Regions from separate parts of the Homo sapiens genome. Here regions 2, 3 and 4 are each linked to region 1. A link is a contact called in ENCODE Hi-C or POLR2A ChIA-PET data. All regions are on one chromosome and are shown on one strand. The core of a region is the stretch at or near the end of the contact, and the rest is flanking DNA. Distances in the headings are between cores, read along the strand shown. Region 1 holds the start of BPHL (biphenyl hydrolase like). Region 2 holds the start of SERPINB9 (serpin family B member 9). Region 3 overlaps SERPINB6 (serpin family B member 6). Region 4 holds the start of SERPINB6 (serpin family B member 6).

Evidence for each region. A loop is a pair of places that touch in the nucleus more often than their neighbours do. ChIA-PET counts read pairs that join two places held with the same protein, here RNA polymerase II (POLR2A). Pooled maps may share reads with other maps.
Region 2: a pooled map shows a loop between it and region 1 (5-fold over the local background). The contact joins the promoter of SERPINB9 here to the promoter of BPHL in region 1. A Hi-C loop is called at or near these places in 3 of 50 pooled maps. POLR2A ChIA-PET finds 5 or more read pairs at or near these places in 2 of 52 experiments (OCI-LY7 and activated B cell).
Region 3: a pooled map shows a loop between it and region 1 (2.7-fold over the local background). The contact joins the enhancer-like site here to the promoter of BPHL in region 1. A Hi-C loop is called at or near these places in 7 of 50 pooled maps.
Region 4: a loop to region 1 is called in a pooled map, with 4 times the contacts of the local background. The contact joins the promoter of SERPINB6 here to the promoter of BPHL in region 1. A Hi-C loop is called at or near these places in 3 of 168 maps with a recorded cell type or tissue (B cell, CD4-positive, alpha-beta memory T cell and naive thymus-derived CD4-positive, alpha-beta T cell), 4 of 37 single-sample maps with no recorded cell type and 16 of 50 pooled maps. POLR2A ChIA-PET finds 5 or more read pairs at or near these places in 6 of 52 experiments (CD4-positive, alpha-beta memory T cell, MCF 10A, Panc1 and 3 more).

What each region holds. Positions count from the first base shown.
Region 1 is chr6:3,117,077-3,120,122 of GRCh38, forward strand. It overlaps BPHL (biphenyl hydrolase like), which reads left to right and starts at 1,635. Exons shown (of 7, transcript NM_004332.4): 1 at 1,635-1,771. The coding sequence starts at 1,665. It overlaps LOC107986556 (a long non-coding RNA gene), which reads right to left and starts at 1,571. Exons shown (of 4, transcript XR_001743928.3): 1 at 713-1,571. RefSeq lists an enhancer at 869-1,504 and a silencer at 1,543-1,932.
Region 2 is chr6:2,901,872-2,904,917 of GRCh38, forward strand. SERPINB9 (serpin family B member 9) reads right to left here and starts at 1,438. Exons shown (of 7, transcript NM_004155.6): 1 at 1,330-1,438. RefSeq lists an enhancer at 902-1,403 and silencers at 1,114-1,163, 1,404-1,483, 1,584-1,633.
Region 3 is chr6:2,951,185-2,954,230 of GRCh38, forward strand. It overlaps SERPINB6 (serpin family B member 6), which reads right to left. Exons shown (of 7, transcript NM_004568.6): 5 at 1,860-2,002. Among named protein-coding and RNA genes, the nearest start is that of SERPINB6, 19 kb to the right of the region's middle. Within about 2 kb of position 1,552, at least 28 of the 41 ENCODE cell types and tissues checked have a DNase peak (open chromatin) inside an H3K27ac peak, as active enhancers do.
Region 4 is chr6:2,969,930-2,972,975 of GRCh38, forward strand. SERPINB6 (serpin family B member 6) reads right to left here and starts at 1,638. Exons shown (of 7, transcript NM_004568.6): 1 at 1,604-1,638. RefSeq lists an enhancer at 1,419-1,943.

The DNA of each region.
Region 1 (3,046 bases), core at 385-2,884:
ATGCAGGAATTAATGTGATAGATTTATGTTGAGAGTAGAATATGAAAACTTTTGCATAGTCTGTATTTAGGCCAAAACTGCCTTTACTACTCAAGAAAGTCCAATGGGCCAGTGAGGACACTGCAGGTGACAGAAATTTCTATGAGTGTAACACCTACAAGCACTGTGCTCACAGGACTGACTGTTACACCAAAAAGGTCTCTTGGAGGAGAAGAAATGCAATATGCAAAGAAGCTGTTGTCTCCAATTATTCAAGCCAAGGCTACAACAGTAGCCACAAATCTGCCAGTTATTTCCAATTAAGGCAGAACGATTGACTTAAAAAGCAATAGTTGTTTTTTTTCTCCACTGAGCTTTCAATTAGATAATGTCTATAACCTTTATAAAGCTGCAATTATACAGCCAAAAGAAAAAAAATTAATTGTGGTAAAACATACATAAAACTTACCACTTAAACCACTTTTAGGTGTGTAGTTCAGTGGCAGTAAGTACACTCACAATGTAATGCAGGCATCACCAAAATCCATCCCCAGGACTTTTTCATCTCTCCAAACTGAAACTCTGTCCCCATGAAACACCAACTTTCCATTCCCCCTTCCACCAGCCCTCAACAACCCCCATTCTATTTTCTGTCCCTATAAGTTTGACTCCTCTAGGTACCTTATTATATAAGTGGAATCACACAGTATTTGTCTTTTTTTGACTGGCTTACCTCCCTCAGCATAGTGTCCTCCAGGTTCATCCATGTAGTAGCAAGTGTCAGAATTTCGTTCTTTGTTCAGGCTAAAAAATGTTCCCTTGCATGCACAGACAACATTTTGCTTATCCATGTATCTGTTTTTGGACACTTAAATTGCCTCCACCCTTTTGGCTATTGTGAATAGTGCCGCTGTCAACGTGAGTGTAAAAACATTTCTTCTTGTACACCCTGTTTTAAATTCTTTTGGGTTATATACCCAGAAAAGAAAATGCTGGATCATATAACTGATTTGTTGAGGAACCGCAGTATTGTTCATCACATGGCTGCACCATTTTACATTCCCAACAGCAATATACAAGGGCTTCAATTTCTCTACATCTTCACCAACACTAATTTCTGGGGGTTTTGCTAGTAGCCATCCTAATGGGCGTGAAGTGGTATAAACAAAATTTAGATCCCATCATCTCCGAAAAGCAAATACACTTCCTAGTACTAGTCAGTACTAAATAGGTGCACAGCGTTTAGAACTTTACTTGATCCAACATAGCAGCCTGCCTAGAGCCGGAGCCCCGCCCACTCCGGAGTCCCGCCTGGACGCCGACGCAGCGAGGGCGCTATGGCTGGCGGCCTCGCCTCCTGGAAAGGCCATGGTCGCTGAGGCGACGAGCGAGGGCGGGGCAGCGCCGACGGGGACACTCATCCCGGGAGCCAGAGCCAGCACCGAGAGGGGACGGTCTACGCGGGTGCCGGCGGTTCCAGGACTGCGAAACCACGAGCCGAGTTTCGGTCGCCCATGGGAAAGCACCCGGCAGGGCGTGGCTTCGGGGCGGGGCGGGCAGAGGGCGGAGCAGGATGGAGAGGCGAGGTGGGCGGAGCAGAGGGCGTGGCTTCGGGGCAGAGTGGGCCGGGTACCGCGCTTGGTCTTAGCGCATGCGCACTCCCGGCAGCTACGCGACCTGTGACCATGGTGGCTGTGCTGGGCGGCCGGGGCGTGTTGCGCCTGCGGCTGCTTCTCTCAGCGCTGAAGCCCGGGATCCACGTCCCACGGGCCGGACCCGCGGCCGCGTTCGGGTAATGGCGGCCACCTCGCCCCGGGGATCCCCAGCATCGGCGCGCTCGAGGGGCGGCGGGAGGGGCGCGTGCCGACAGCAGGAGTTCCCGGCGCGCGGGCACGGGGCGTGGGCGCGGCCTGGCTGCCCTGTCGCCCTTTGTGCCGCGAGACCCCGATCCTGGGGGCCAGCCGCGCTTGGTGCTCGAGCCCCTCGATCGTGCATGCGCCTCGGTCAGCCTCAGTTCAAGGAGTCTGGAGCCGTGGAGGCTTGGGCTATAGAGTGCAGCCCCTTCAGTGTGCAGACCAGAGAGACCCAGGGAGATACATTTGCCTGTAGTATGGACTCACCCGTGACGGAGCACGGACTAGAATCCCAACGCCCTCATTAGTCCATTGCTCTGTCCAGAGTCCACACTAAGGGCATAAGGACAATAATCTCTTCTTTCTCTTATGTCAGAAATCAGCCTGAGCCTGAGTACCGCTAAGGCTTTAATCACGGGTCCCGAGAGCCCTAAGTCTTCTCTTTGCTTGCTGATCTCGTACCTTAATGTGCAAAAGAATCACGTTGGGAACTGAAAATTCAGAATCCTGGGCCTCACTCCCAGAGGATCTGATCTACATGTGTGGAGATGCCCAGGAATCTGCTTTATTCTCTTTTGTCCTCCCACCTGTCCCCCCATTTCAGGTAAAACAATAACAAAAAAACTGGATTAATTTCTGACCTTCTGTCTTGAAAATGGATACTCTTGGTCCCAAGAGATACTGGGCAGAAATGTGGATAGAGCGGCATGAAGCTTGTTTTACTTTATTCTCTACATACATCCCTACACACATGCAAACACACGTATACAACGAACGTACACAGTGCATGTGCGCAGTTGACTGTTGATGGGCTACTTTCATAAAGTCAGTACTAGATAGGTACACAGCGTTTAGAACTGTACTTGATCCAACATAGAAACTTTTAGTTTGAAAACTTGATTTAGAAGGAGAAAAGAGGGCAAATCTGACCAGCTTTTAAAATTTCATATTGCAATTGACTAGCTCCTTTAATTTTAGAATTATTATAAGATGGTCAGGGCTATTTTGATAGATGGAAAAACATGTTAATGGCTACAGCTGTATAAATTAACAGTGAAAATGATTATTTTTTCCAGTTTCCTGTCTGCAGAAAGGCATCGAAATAAGTTACTGTGATTGTACCAATATAGTTCTTTTTTTTTTTGAGACTGACTCTCGCTCTTTTGCCCATGCTGGAGTGCAGTGTTGTGATCTCGCTCACTGCAACCTCTGCC
Region 2 (3,046 bases), core at 188-2,687, 220 kb before region 1:
CCCCAAAACGCCACGCAAAGCGCTGGAGAGCCTTGGACAATGAACACAACCCACTCCCCCAGCCACCCCCACGCCACAGCCACACGGCACCTCAGAAAGCGGTGTCTTAATCCTCTTGTCCTTCCTCCTAAATCTCCCAGGGGCCCTTAGGCCCCTCAAAGGTGGCCGCTCAAAGCCACCTTGTTAAAACGGTGTCTTACCCACCTGCCCCCTCCCTTGATCCAGACTCACTGAGGTCACAGCCTCCACCTCTGGCCATCCTGAACCCCTCCCAAAGTCAACTCTTCACAAACACTGTTGGTCCCCCTTAGAAGGCCCCATGTCCATCACGGCATTAATTCCACTCACCCTCAAACACCGCGGCCCGGAGGCTCTGATTCCCACCCTGGAGGAGGTTCTCTTGACCCCGCCGGCGCGACCCTCCCCAGCACGACCCTTCCTCCCGAAGGTGATTCCTCATCTTGCTGGTGGTCCCCACAGACCGCAGGCTCTGCAGGCGAGCGCTGAGCCTGGCTCTGCAGATTCTCAGGACCCCATTCGTTTAGCTGAATTATTGAAAGAATTAAGATGGATAAGAGTGCTCAGATTTGAAACTCCGAGACTGGTGGCTTTATTTTTTTGTTGTTGTTGGTGGTGGTTTTTTTGTGTTTTTCTTTTTTTTGTTTTGAGACGAAGTCTCACTCTGTCTGCCAGGCTGGAGTGCAGTGGCGCAATCCCAGCTCACTGCAACCTCTGCCTCCCGAGTTGAAGTGATTTTCCTGCCTCAGCACATAGCTGACATTATTACAGGCGTGGGCCACCATGCCCGGCTAATTTCTGTATTTTTAGTAGAGACCGGTTTTCACCACGTTTGCCAGACTGGTCTCGAACTCCTGATCTCCAAGGATCCGACCGCCTTGGCCTCCCAAAGTGCTGGGATTACAGGCGTGAGCCACTGCGCCCGGCCGAGACTGGTGACTGTAAAGGACAGTGAAGAAGCAGGACAGACGTCATCCTGCGGATCCCAGAGCAGAGAAGAGCAGTGAGAACACAGGGCCGGCAGGTGGGGAGGAGGCTGCAGGGGAGGGCTTCGGCCAGGGAAGGGCAGCGAGGAGACATCCGGGAGGGAGGCGTCCGCGGTGGCTGTGGGCCGCCAAGGCGGAGACCGGCTGCCGCTCCCAGGCACCCCCCAGAGACCGTTGCTGACCCCACCGAGAAGGCACCGCCTCCCCGGGGCTCTTGGCTGAGCGACCTCTCCTGTCCTCCGGTCCCATCACTCGGTGGCAGCCGGTGGACCTGAAGCTCGCCACTCCCGTCCCCTACCCCAGCCGTGCGCGGGGACGCCCTCACCTGCCACCTAGTCCAGCGCTGCCGCCGTCTCCGTGCCGCGCTCCGAGCCTGGACGCCGACCCCCGAGGCGCAGGACCCGGCCCTGCTGCTGCGCTCGCCGCGGACTCCCGCTAGGGCCTCTGCAGGCACCGCTTTTATACCGCAGGGTCGGGCGCCTCCCACGCTTTCTGCGTTTAGGCGGAGCCTGGCGGGACCAGCGGGGGCGCCGCGCGTGGTGGCCGAGGTCAGAGCTGGGAGCAGGGTCAGGTCAGGGTCCCCCCAGTCCGCCCCGCCCGGGGCGATGTCCGCCAATGCTCCCGCCAGCCTGAGGCCGGCCAGGTTCCCAAGGCGCGCGCTCGGCCTCACCCACCCCCGGCGCCAGGGCCTCTTCAGGACCGGGTTCAGAACCTGACAGCCCAGAGAAGTAGGTTGGGAGCCTGCGGCGTCCAGGGCCTCCGCGCGAAGAAACAAGGCGTCTGCGGGAAAGGAGACGGAGCCTGGAACCCTGGGCTTTTGTACTTAAGGAAGCGAAGGTCGGGTGACAGCCAAGCTCCGTGTTCCAGTGGGAAGGTCCCATGGGTCTGTGTTCCACGCCTCTTGTCATGAATATGGGGGATTCACTTAGAACCAAAGCATTTGTTCCAGGTCCCACCACTAACTAGTACTAGTCCTGGGCCCAGAACCAGGCGTCCTCACTCCTAGTACCCAAGCCCTTCTCTAGCCACAGGTGTTTGGGCTGCGGTGTGGTGTAAGCAGCCCCATTTTCCCGCAAAGTGATGGGAAGAGACACTGAGTCACACGGGCTCAGGACACTCCTTGTGTCCTCTATCAGGGGGTCCAGAGGCAGGGACTCGGGGGAGTTGATGCAGCAGTTCGTGATGTCATCAGATATCCCCCCACCCCCTTCCATCTCAGGCTGGACTCAATTGGAAGCATTTCATGTTGGCACGGTGACGTCCAGAGGAAGGGAACAGACAAATGGCTCTCTCTGGAGCACGGAGCGTCGCCCAGAAGCCGTGCCCTCCTGTTTCAAATTGACCAGAATTAGAGCTTTCTCCTGAGGGCCTGAATTAGGGAGAAGCAAGGCAGGTGCCTAAGGCACAAAATTTCAGGAGGGCCACACGCATAGGTGCCAACCCTGCATTTGCGCGGCCCTGAGAATCAGAGCCTCCTTCAATTTGACACCCTAGGTGCCTAGCTTGTTTTTAAAAATAAAACCTTTATTAAAAGACAATTCACGGACCATAATATGCATCCTTTTAAAGCATACAATTCAATAGTTCTTGGTATATTGACAAAGCTGTCCAACTCTCACCACTATCTAACTCCAGAAGGTTTTCATCACCCTAAAAGGAACTGTGATACCCATTAGCAATTATTCTCCATTTCCTCCTTCCCACAACCCCTGGCTTCTGGGAGAGGCTCCGACCTCCAGATTTCTTTTCTGGCCCTGCGGATTGACCGACTGTGAAGATTTCATGCAAATTGAATCATACAATATGTGGTCTTTCCTGACTGCCTTCTTTCACTTAGCATAATGTTTTCAAGGGTCATTCTTGATGGTTCCAGGTAGCATTTGTTAGTACTTTATTTCTTTTTATAACTGAATAATACTTATAAAAATATTATAAAATCAAAAGGGAAATTAGAATGTATTTTGAAATTAATAAAAAATGAAAATAAAAACATCAAAATTTGTAGGATGTTATTAAGTCAGCTTTGGGGAAATTTTGCAGCA
Region 3 (3,046 bases), core at 302-2,801, 170 kb before region 1:
AGACCAACCTGACCAACATGGTGAAACCCCGTCTCTACTAAAAATGCAAAAATTAGCCGGGCATAGTGGCACACACCTGTAATCCCAGCTACTCAAGAGGCCACGGCAGGAGAATCACCTGAACCCGGGAGGCGGAGGCTGCAGTGTTCCGAGATGGCACCACTGCACTCCAGCCTGGGCAACAAGAGAGAAACTCTGTCTTGGAAAAAATAAAAAATAAAAAAAAAAAATAAGCATGGCTGTGTTTCAGTAAACCTTTAAAAAAAATTAGGTGGTGGGCTGGCTTTGCTGTAGGCTGAAGTTTGCTGACCCCTGCCTTCAGTAATTCCTCCCTGCACCCCTTCAGGGTCCAAAGCCTCCAATCTTGCAATATAAAAAGATCTAACCTTAGTGACTGAATGATTCACTAAATACACAATTATATAGACAAGTTCCAGTTTATATAGAAGGTAATGAAATTAAAATAAGAATCTGTATCAACTCAAAATCTGTGCCCTTGGAGGTACACCTCTGGCCTCAGGCTGGTACGCTCAATACTGCAGCCCCTTCCTTCACCCTTCTTCACTGCAGAACTCAGAAAGCATGACGGGATTCCACATCTCCCCAAACCCACAAGACCTATAGTTCTGGCCTACACCATATAGAAAGCAGCTTTCCCTTTCTGAAACGCAGAACCACTAAGGGGAAGGTTTAGGCTCCCCTCCCCTCCCTTGTTCCTCCCCCTCCCTGCCACCGGGACTGCTGAAGCCAGCTCAGCCATCTTGTGACCATGAGGAAGAAGGCGACGTGCTGAGAATGGTGGAGCCGCCTCCCTGGGATCATCGCCCCAGTGCCAGACCAGCCCAGGTCTCACCTGCCTCCAGACCTCCTAGCAGGGGAGATGAGCTCCTAGGAGATAAACCATGGTGAACCGGGGTTTCTGTTATCTGTAGTCAAAGCCCTTGTACATCTTGTTAATCATTAAATTTTAAAGAGAGAAATTATTTTGCCAGGGGAAAATAGCACAGTTCATTTCAGAATAAAGCTTCAAAGAAAATAATTCTTTCTGAATTGCGAGGAGAACAGACAATGAAAATAAATTTCTTGAAAAACTGAAGGCTCAAGTTCAAGTTAGCCTGGAAGATCTAACTATGGTCAATGATCAAGAATACACTGTAATTAATCTATTCTGTTTACTTTGTCTATGTTCAAAAATTTCTATAGTTAAAGAAAAACAAAACAAGAGACAATAAAGAAGATTCAGTGAGAGGAAGATAAAGGGCCATCAGCAAATGACATCTTCCACGCTGGAGGTGGTTAATCTCAGTGTCTATCTACATGTTTGGTTTGGTTGTTTTAAAACAAAAATCTGTACTTATCCTTACTATCAAGAGAGGACTGAATATCACTCATCGGTTCAGCATTTACTAAGCACCAGCTACGTGTCTGGCACTTGTCAGAGAGTCCTCCCTGCTCAGCCTCAATTCAGCAGGCTGAGTTGTTCCGCTCCTGCAGTGTGGCACGGAGGCCAGCAGGAGGCGCGGTAGCGGGGCTTCCCGGGACGCCGCCAGAAAGAAAGGAGTGGGTAGGTCCTGATGGGAATGAAGCTAGAGAAAAGGAGGAAATGTCCGCTAGAAGATGGCACGCCATATCTGGAGTCTGAGCTTTAAGACCTTGATCGAGCCTGAGGGCTGCAGCTTCAGACTTGCCCTGTAGGTGGCAGGGCGGATGCCAGGCGCCCAGGGACACGAGGCCACCCAATGGATGTCAAGCAGGAGGGGCAGGGACAGAAAGGCCCCACGGCTGCAGACGCGGGAGGCCCCGAGCCGGAGACGCTCGTGTGAACACAGGCGCTGCTCCTGTCACGGCCCCTTACTCGCCTTGCTGACTTTAAACAGTCTCTCCTCGGTGTTCTCCTTGTCAAACTGTTCATCCCAGTTTCCTCTGAAATAGACAGCATTCACCAGAACCAGCCTTGTCAATGGATCCACTGAGCCCGGAGAGAGCAACTCCGCAATTTTACCTGAGCGGAAGAATTCAAGACCGCATTAGATAGGGGCGGCTGCGGATCCCCGACACATCAGGAATCGGCTGGGGCCTTCTCCTTCAGCAGTCAAGTGCACGGATAGAGAGTTCCACTGTCCCCCAAATATAAAGGGATACGTGTCCTTAAAGCAAAACAACAAAATCTTCTGGTACGAAAAACATCATCAATTGAATAAAACACACAAAGTGAACAAATATGCGTTAATTATGCAGGATGAGTTCCTAACACATGAGATAAGAAGCAATCATGGGTGCCTATGACTTAAAGACAAGAACTTAAAGGATTATCAAAAAGGTGGGCAGTCAGAAGATGTTCTTTACAAGCTTAAAGAACAGTTAGGCCAGACACAGTGGCTCACACCTATAATTCCAGCAGTTTGGGAGGCTGAGGTGTGAGGATCACTTGAGGCCAGGAGTTTGAGACCAACCTGGACAACATAGTGAGGCCTTGTCTCTTAAAAAAAAAATTTATTAAAATTAGCTGGGCATGGTGGTGCTACCTGTAGTCCCAATTACTTGGGAGACTGAAGCAGGAGGACCGCTTGAGCACAAGAATTGATGCTGTAATCCCAGCACTTTGGGAGGCCAAGGCGGGTGGATCACGAGGTCAAGAGATTGAGATCATCCTGGCCAACATGGTGAAAACCTGTCTCTACTAAAAAATACAAAAATTAGCAGGGCATGGTGGCACGTGCCTGTGATCCCAACTACTTGGGAGGTTGAGATAGGAGAATCACTTGAACCTGGGAGGCAGAGGTTGCAATGAGCCAAGATTGCACCATTGCACTCCAGCCTGGGCAATAAGAGCAAAACTCCATCTCAAAGAAAAAAAAAGAAAATTGAGGCTGCAGTGAATTGTGATTGTGTCACTGCATTCCAGCCTAGGTGACAGAGGGAGACCTTGTCTCAAAAAAAAAAAAAAAAAAAGTTTAAATTAAGAACCACAGATAGACCAGGGCGTGACCCAGTGTCCCACAGCAATGCATGGCAACTGTAGACTGTGCTACCCAAGAGGGAGGCA
Region 4 (3,046 bases), core at 388-2,887, 150 kb before region 1:
TTTGAGACCAGCCTGGCCAGCATGGTGAAACCCCATTGCTACTAAAAATACAAAAATTAGCCAGGTATGGAGCCCGGGAGGTGGAGGTTGCAGTCAGCCGAAATCGCACCACTGCACTCCAGCCTGGCAAAAAAAAAAAAAAAAAAAATTTTCTTTCTTTGGATGCCTTGGCTTAATCCCAAGTGCAGTAAGCCTGGAAATGTAAGGTGTGTGGTCTTCCCTGGGACCGTACAACATCTGCTTGGGTGCCCTTATTATTACATATGTGGAAAAGAATGTTGGTTCTATTCATGCTAATTTCACTCTACTGTTACTGGTCCGTGTTAACTGTTTCATGCTGAATTGTAATAAAATGCATTGGAATTGGCCTTAACTTAAAATACTTAGTTTACATAGTCGAGTATGACCAAAGTACTTTTCTCTTTGGTGGCACATCACAATGGATGCAATTACTCAGATACGGTCCTGAAATGAGAACAAACGCCATCTATGCTGATAACAGCAGTCACTGGTGTTAATCCCAGCACACATAAAAGCCCCAGCAATACAAGGCCGGCCCAGGACCTTAACTAGAAGGTCACTGAACACATCAGATCTCATCGCATCAGGCCTGACCCCCACCAGAAAGGATGCAGGCAGCTGCAGGGCTGTCATTAGGCACGAGAGCATCCCAGAAAGCAAAAGTGCCCAAAAAATGGACTCAGATGCCCCCTCGCATCTGAGTATTCCTGACAGCATGTGAACATTAATTATTAATTTTCTGTACCTCAGTTTTCCGAAGCCAATCTTTAGGACAAAAAAAAAAAAAAAAAAAAGGAAGAAAATAACTTAAATGCCAATTTGTAGTTAAAGTTTCCTCTTTGCCTTGAAGACATCAAAGCCTGTAATAGTTTGCCTGTAGGGAGTTTAATTCAAACACAGAGCGGTAAGGAGATCCGGGCTGGTCCACACGATCGTCTCCACAGGTCTGGGCGACCTGAAAGTGCTGCGGATTGGCCAAGCCCAGCACGGCCAGTCCAGTGAACACACGCAGGGGGCCCGGATGGCACCGTTTGGCGCCGAACCCCTCGGCCTCTCTCCGCCTCCCGCCCGGCTCCTAACACCCGGCGCCCCAAGACTGAGCACGCGTCCTCCGGGTCGCGGAGCGGGCGAGGGGTCACCGAGGCCGCGGGGCCGACCGGGGTCACCTGTGGCCCGGGAGGCTCTGCGCCGCCCCCATCCCGCGCCGGCCGCCTCTTCCGTGGGCGCTGGGCCTGGGCGCCCGGGGTCCTCGGGTCCGCGGCGTCACCGGCCGGGCTCGCGGCCACGCACGACTCACCCGGCCGCGTCGCCGTTCTCTGCCGCTGCGAGGCTCCGGAAGGGAACCCAAGCCGGACGCTCGCCCGGGCCCCCGCCCCGCTGGGACTGCTGGGGTCACAGCCCCGCGCGGCCACGCCCCATTCTCGGGGCTCCAGCGTCCCCGCGCGCCGTCGACCCACGCGCGTTCCCGGCCCCGCGCGACCCCCACCCTGCCCCCCTCCCCGCTCGCGCCCCCGGCTTTCCCGACTTTGGAGCGACAAACCCAAGCCAGCGTGTCCGAGCGGCTCCCAAGCCAGACACGTACTCCAGAGCGGGGAGCGAGCGAGCAGAACGGCGGGCAGAGGCGCCGGAGCCGCCCCGGACCTCAAATACTCGCGGGGAGGCGGGCGGAGTCCCGGGTCTCGAGCTACCGTCGCCCGTCCGGAGCGCGAAGGGAGAGGCGGGGCGGGACGTGCGGGTCAACCCCACCCGCCAGCCGGAGGGGCCGCGAGTCCTGCCCGGAGGCCTTGACTTTGACCACAGTACAGGGCCCCACCAGCGTGTTTATGGTGCCTCTGTGGAGACTGAATGCTGGCCTGTTTCCAGAAAAGGGCCGGCTCCTGATACACGGCCATCCACTGGGGAGTGCAGAACACGCATTTAAAAATGAGCAGACTAGATACAGGTCACAAAGACTTTGCTGATGAAACAGCTTGCGGCAAAGAAGCCAGCCAGGGGCGGGCGCGGGGCTCACGCCAGTAATCCCAACACTGGGAGGCCGAGGCAGGCGGATCACTGGAGGTCAGGAGTTCCAGACCAGCCTGGCCAACATGGCAAAACCCCGTCTCTACTAAAAATACAAAAATTAGCCGAGTGTAATGGCGCGTGCCTGTAATCTCAGTTGCTGGGGAAGCTGAGGCAGGAGAATCACTTGAACCCGGGAGGCAGAGGCTGCAGTGAGCCGAGATGGCGCCACCGCACTCCAGTCTGGTCCGTCTCAAAAAAAAAAAAAAAAAAAAAAAAAAAAAAAGTAGACTAAATAGCTTTTGCAAAGCAAAAGGAATAGTCAAGCAGAGTAAACAGACAACCTACAGAGTGGGAGAAAATCTTCACAATCTATACATCCGACAAAGCAGTAATATCCAGAATCTACAAGAAACTCAAACAAATTAGCAAGAAAAAAAAATCCCATCAAAAAGTGGGCTGGCATGAATAGACAGTTCTCAAAAGAGGATATGCAAATGGCCAACAAACAAGAAAAAATGCTCAACATCACTAATGATTAGGGAAATGCAAATCAAAACCACAATGTGATACCACCTTACTCCCGCAAGAGTGGCCTTAATCAAAAAATCAAAAACTCAAAAAATAATAGATGTTGGCGTGGATTTGGTGAAGAGGGAACACCTCTACACTGCTGATGGATAGTACAACCACTGTGGAAAATAGTATGGCGATTCCTTAAATAACTAAAAATAGAACTACCATTTGATCCAGCAATCCCACTACTGGGTATCTACGCAGAGGAAAATAAGTCATTATACAAAAAAGATACTTGCACACGCATGTTAATAGCAGCACAATTCGTAATTGCAAAAACATGAAACCAACCCAAATGCCCATCAATCAAAGAGTGGATAAAGAAACTGTGGTATGCGTATACGGTGGAATGCTACTCAGCCATAAAAAGGAATGAATTAATGGCATTGGCAACCTGGATGGGATTGGAGACTGTTGTTCTAAGTGAAGTAACTCAGGAATGGAAAAC